2 separate regions of the Homo sapiens genome follow, and region 1 is linked to region 2. A link is an interaction called in ENCODE POLR2A ChIA-PET data of the cell type or tissue named here. Cell type or tissue: endothelial cell of umbilical vein. All regions are shown on one strand. Each heading gives the region's core, and the rest is flanking DNA. Links, peaks and the distances in the headings are about the cores only. Region 1 has its middle 4.0 kb from the start of HOXB1. Region 2 overlaps SKAP1 (src kinase associated phosphoprotein 1).

Region 1 (2,859 bases), core at 1-2,500, 130 kb before region 2:
TATAATATATGGTGCTATGTTACATGAAAATATAGCCTAAATGCTATTCTCCTCCTATCACACACACACACACACATAGATAGATAGATAGATAGATAGATAGATAGATAGATAGATAGATAAGTTTTTGTTCGTTTTTCGTTTTTTGTTTTTTGAGACAGAATCTCACTGTGTCACCCAGGCTGGAGTTCAATGGCGTGATCTCGGCTCACTGTAGCCTCCACCTCCCAGGTTCAAGCAATTCTCCTGCCTCAGCCTCCTGAGTAACTGAGACCACAGGTGTGTGCCACCACGCCCGGCTAATTTTTGTATTTTTAATAGACACAGGGTTTCACCATGTTGGCCAGACTGGTCTCGAACCCCTGACCTCTGGTGATCTGCCTGCCTCAGCCTCCCATAGTGCTGGGATTACAGGCATGAGTCACCGCACCCAGCCTACTTATTTCCATATTTTAATATGCTAGTTATATTAAAAAGCAGAAGACTGACTCATAGCATTTCAGAATGTGATTTAAAGTTAATATCATACATTTAGAGAGTTCCCTGTGGTTTGTATTTTCTTGTTTGCTTTAATCCTACTAACAAGGCAGCAAGATAAGTAGTATTAAACCCATTCTTTTTCTCCGAGGCTGAGACTAATAGAAATCAAGAAACTTGTCCAGGGCCACAATGCTAAGAAGTGGCCAAGCAAAGGCCAGGCACAGTGACTCCCGCCTGTAATCCCACACTTTGGGAGGCTGAGGCGGGTGAATTGCCCAAGCTTGGGAGTTCGAGACCAGCCTGTGCCACATGGTAAAACCCCATCTCTACCAAAAATACAAAAAATTAGCTGGGTATGTTGGCACACACCTGTGATCCCAGCTACTTGGGAGGTTGAGGTGGGAGGATTGCTTGGGCCTGGGAGGCAGAGGTTGCAGCGGGCCGAGATTGCGCCACTGCACTCCAGCCTGGGTGACAAAGTGAGACCCTGTATTAAAAAAAAAAAAAAAAAATGGCCAAGCAAGGGCTTGAACCCAACTATTCTGGCCCACATAGCTAGCACTAATCCCATTACAATATGTACTACATACAGTCTAAGGTTCTCAACCAGATTTATGACAGTTTAATTAGCTTGCATTAAAAGAAATATCCTTTCTCTAACAGCAACAAAAACAATTCATCTCATAGTGAAAAACTTGTGGTGGTGCATGCTTGTAGTCCTACCTACTCAGGAGGCTGAGGTGGGAGGATCGCTTGAGCCCAGGAGGTCAAAGCTGTAGGGAGCCGTGATTACACCATTGCACTCTAGCCTGGGGCAACAGAGCGAAACCCTGCCTGAAAAAAAAAGAAAGAAAGAAGGAAAAAATTATGAATATTCTTTACTTCCTAAGCCCCAACTTTTTTTTTTTTTTTTTGAGTCTTGCTCTGTCGCCCAGGCTGGAGTGCAATGGTGCGATCTCAGCTCACTGCAACCTCCGCCTCCCGGGTTCAAGCGATTCTCCTGCTTCAGCCTCTTGAGTAGCTGGGATTATAGGTGCCTGCCACCACACCCGGCTAATTTTTGTATTTTTTAGTAGAGATGGGGGTTTCACCATGTTGGTCAGGCTGGTCTTGAACTCCCGACCTCAGGTGATCTGCCCTCCTTGGCCTCCCAAAGTGCTGGGATTACAGGCATGAGCCACCTCACTGGCCTAGCCCCAACCTTTGATCTTGGGTTTGGCCTCCCTAGATTTGGGCTGGGGAGAGCAGATAGAGACATTTAAGGTCTAATGAGAGAATTTAGATTGCTCCTGCCAAGCCCCCAGCTGAAGCAGCTTCCTTCACAGAAAGGACCAGAATCTGAGGTTAAACTTCTAATATATCCCCATTCTGGTTAGATAGTTTCCTTGCCTGCATTCTCAGTGTGATAAGGAGTGAAAACTGTCAAAGATAACTTCAGTTCCAAACATGTCTATGTTCTCCTTGCTCTCTTTTATGTACAAGCAGATCATACAAACTAGGACATCAACTTTATTTCATTTTGGTGTTGGGTCCACCCAGACCCTCTCTGGTGAGTTTAATTTGGTCCACCAAAAATCCTATGGGCCATAGGTTATTCCAGTCAGCGAAGCTTCTTTTAGGGAGGAGGAGGAGATTGGGAACCTAGGGAGCAAAGTTGCTTGGTTCTCCCAGTCTTTTCTGCTGGGGCTGGGAGAGCCAGCAGGAATTTGGGCAAGTTTTAATGTCCCTGCTAACACAAGAGAAGGTGGCATGACTCAGGGATGAATTGGGGAGCATAGTGAATTTGGAAAGCTGAGGCAATCACTGCAATTGACAGTATAACTTGAGGCACTTTTTTTTTTTTTTTAAATAGAGACAGGTTCTCTGTCACCCAGGCTAGAGTGCAGTGGTGTGGTCATAGCTCATTGCAGCCTTGAACTCCTGGGCTCAAGCCATCCTCCCTTCTGAGCAGCTGGGACTTCAGGGAGGCACCACCACACCCAGCTAATTTTTGTATTTATTTATTTTTGTAGAGATGTGGTCTCACCATCTTGCCCAGGCTGGTCTCGAAGTCCTGGGCTCAAGTGATCCTCTTGCCTTGGCCTTCCAAAGTGCTGGGACTGCACCCAGCCAACTTAGGGCACTTTTGCCTCAGTCTTTGCTTGCTGTCATGAATAATAGATTGTTGGTGACTTCAGCTGTTATAAAGGGAATGCATTCCTCAATTCCCAGATTTGTGCTGTTTTATTAAACTGATTTGAAATTCACTTCTTCCTTTAGACCTCAAATTGTTCCCTTAATTATGAAGGCAAAGGATGGGGTGAGAAGATTCTCCCCGGGATGAGGAAAAGGTGGAAGGTGAACAAGTCTCAAGTCTCTCAGAAGCAGGGCTGCCAGATC
Region 2 (2,914 bases), core at 179-2,678:
AAGTTTGATTTACTAGTATTTTATATAGGACTTTTGTCTCTCTACTAACCTTAAACTGATTGCTTTCTGTGCTTTTAGAACTAGGGTTATGGTAGCTTTTACCAAATATTTGAACTTTTCCTCTTTTTGTATGCTCTGGGATAGTTTATATAGAATGAGAATTATTTATTACTCAAAGGTTTGAAAGACATGTATAAAACTATCTAAACTTGAACTTAATAAATAAAAAACATTTCGGCAACTTTCTTTCCCCCTGCTTATTAGCTTATTCAGAATTCAGGTTTTTCATTTCTCAATTTAGTTTTAGAAATTTATATTTTTCTCAGCAACTTTTCATTGAGATTTTCAAATTTATTTGCCTGGTGTTTTATTTTGTTTACATGGCACTTTATTTTTCAAAATATCTTTTTAAAGAGATAAAATGATTCTTGTTATCACAAAACTTAAATTATATATAAAAGTACAAAGAAAGAAATTAAAAGCACTTGAACTCTTACCACTTTTGTAAAGTATTTCATGATCTTTCTAAAAATTTTGTTTTTGCTCCTTTTTACTCTGCCTAATTTTTGTATATTTGTGCTTTCTCTCCTTCTTCTTGATTGCATTTACTAATGGTTTATCATTTACTGGATTCCCCCCCCTCTGAAAAATTCCAGCTCTTACACTTACACTTATGTAGCATTTATATATTCCTCCCCTGCCTTTTTTTTTTTTGGAGACAAAGTCTCACTCTGTTGCCCATGCTGGAATGCAGTGGCATGATCTCAGCTCACTGAAGCCTTCATCTCCTGGGCTCAAGCAATCCTCTTGCCTCAGCCTTCAAAGTAGCTGGGACTACAGACATGCGCCACCATGCCTGGCTAATTTTTGTATTTTTCTGTGGAGTTTCATCATGTTGCCCACGCTGGTCTCGAACCCCTGGGCTCAAGCAGTTTGCCTGCCTGGGCCTCCTAAAGTGTTGGGATTACAGGCGTGAGCCACTGCACCTGGCCTTTCCCCGCTATTTTTAAGGCTTATGATTTTTACCCACTAAGTTGTACAATGGAACTCTTTAAAAAAAATAAAACCGTATGTGAAATCCTGGCATATAAAAGCCAAGCACTTGTGATTAAATCAAAGGGGAGTGAGGAGAAGGGAATTTCCCACTCTTTTTCTTTCTTATCAGAGGCTTGTGAATCCAGAGAGCACTGTTAGAAAACCATTGTTCTGATACACTAATTTCTGCTTTTATCTTTATTGTTTCCTTCCTCCTTTTCCCCATAGACTTGTTTTATTGTTCTGTTCTGACTTCTTGAGTTTGGTGTTTATTGCATTTACTTATGTTCTTTCTTATTTAACATCGAAAATATTTAAGTCTATGAATTTGTCACTCCATGATGCTGGTCATATCTTGTAACATTTTATATAGGCTGTTTTCTCCTAAGTGGTAATTATAATTTTTGAGTTTCTCTTTGACTCATAATATATGTAGGAGTATGTGTTTTTAATGTTTAAGTGTAGAGGGGTTTGTTTACTCTTTTTAATATCAAGTTCTGGTTTTATTTCACTGTGGTAATAAAATAAGATCTTTCTAGGCCAAACACGATGGCTCATGCCTGCAGCACTTTAGGAGCTGAGGCAGGAGGATCTCTTGAGCCCAGGAGTTCAAGACTAGCCTGGGCAACATGGTGAAACCCTATCTCTACAAAAAATTTTTAAAAATTGGTTGGGCACAGTGGCTTACACCCGTAATCCCAGCACTTTGGGAGGCCGAGGCGGGCGGATCACTTGAGGTCAGGAGTTTGAGACCAGCCTGACTAACATGGGGAAACCTCGTCTCTACTAAAAATGCAAAAATTAGCTAGGCATGGTCGTGGGCACCTTTAATCCCAGCTACTTGGGAGGCTGAGGCAGGAGAATCACTTGAACCTGGGAGGCGGAGGTTGCAGTGAGCCGAGATCGCACCACTGCACTCCAGCCTGGGTGACATAAGTTAGACTCCATCTCAAAATAAATAAATAAATAAATTAGGGAGACATGAGCCTTTAGTCCCGGCTACTTGGGAGGCTGAGGTGGGTGAATCACTTGAGCCCGGGAGGTTGAGGCTGCAGTGAGCCGTGATTGTGCCACTGCACTCCAGCCTGGGTGACAAGGCAAGACCCTGTCTCAAAAAAAAAAAGAAAAAAAAATTTCTAATTTTAAATTTTTAAGAAATTATTGATTTTCCTGTAATTCAGTGTTTAATCAATATTTATAAATTTTCCTTGGTAGTTTGTAAAGTTTGTATGCTGCTTTTGTTGTTGTTTTTTTGTTTGTTTGTTTTTTTGAGACGGAGTCTTGCTCTGTCGCCAGGCTGGAGTGCAGTGGCATGATCTCGGCTCACTGCAACCTCCGCCTCTCAGGTTCAAGCGATTCTCCTGCCTCAGCCTCCCATGTGGCTGGGACTACAGATGTGTGCCACCACGCCCGACTAATTTTTGTATTTTTAGTAGAGATGGGGTTTCACCATGTTGGCAAGGATGGTCTCGATCTCTTGACTTCGTGATCTACCCGCCTTGGCCTCCCAAAGTGCTGGGATTACAGGTGTGAGCCACTGGGCCCAGCCTGTATTCTGTTTTTAGGTTACAAAGTTTAGTTCACTTCTTACTTCTGTTATCTTTTCTGTTAATTCTATTATTTGAATCCTCTATATCTGCACTGATCATCGTAGTAGCCATTCTCTGTCTGTGGCTATTAAGCATTTGAAATGTAACTAGTCTGAACTGAGATATAAGTGTAAAATGCACACTCGGGGCCAGGCACGGTGGCTCACACCTGTAATCCCAGCACTTTGGGAAACCGAGACGGACGGATAACCTGAGGTTAGTTCAAGTCCAGCCTGGTCAACATGGTGAAACCCCATCTCTACTAAAAATACAAACATTAGCCAGGCATG

The links. Peaks named below come from ENCODE experiments on the same cell type or tissue, not always from the same donor. Only the 100,000 strongest peaks of a DNase experiment are listed, where the experiment ranks them.
Region 1: POLR2A ChIA-PET joins it to region 2 with 7 read pairs; 4 of 35 experiments call an interaction of 5 or more read pairs at or near these places.

What each region holds. Positions count from the first base shown.
Region 1 is chr17:48,533,589-48,536,447 of GRCh38, reverse strand. No RefSeq gene overlaps it. Among named protein-coding and RNA genes, the nearest start is that of HOXB1, 4.0 kb to the right of the region's middle. In endothelial cell of umbilical vein, for the core only: no CTCF peak of the experiment used is centred there; no DNase peak of the experiment used is centred there.
Region 2 is chr17:48,405,655-48,408,568 of GRCh38, reverse strand. All of the region lies in intron 1 of SKAP1 (src kinase associated phosphoprotein 1), which reads left to right. Among named protein-coding and RNA genes, the nearest start is that of SKAP1, 23 kb to the left of the region's middle. In endothelial cell of umbilical vein, for the core only: no CTCF peak of the experiment used is centred there; a DNase peak (open chromatin) is centred at 1,168; H3K27ac peaks cover 351 bases.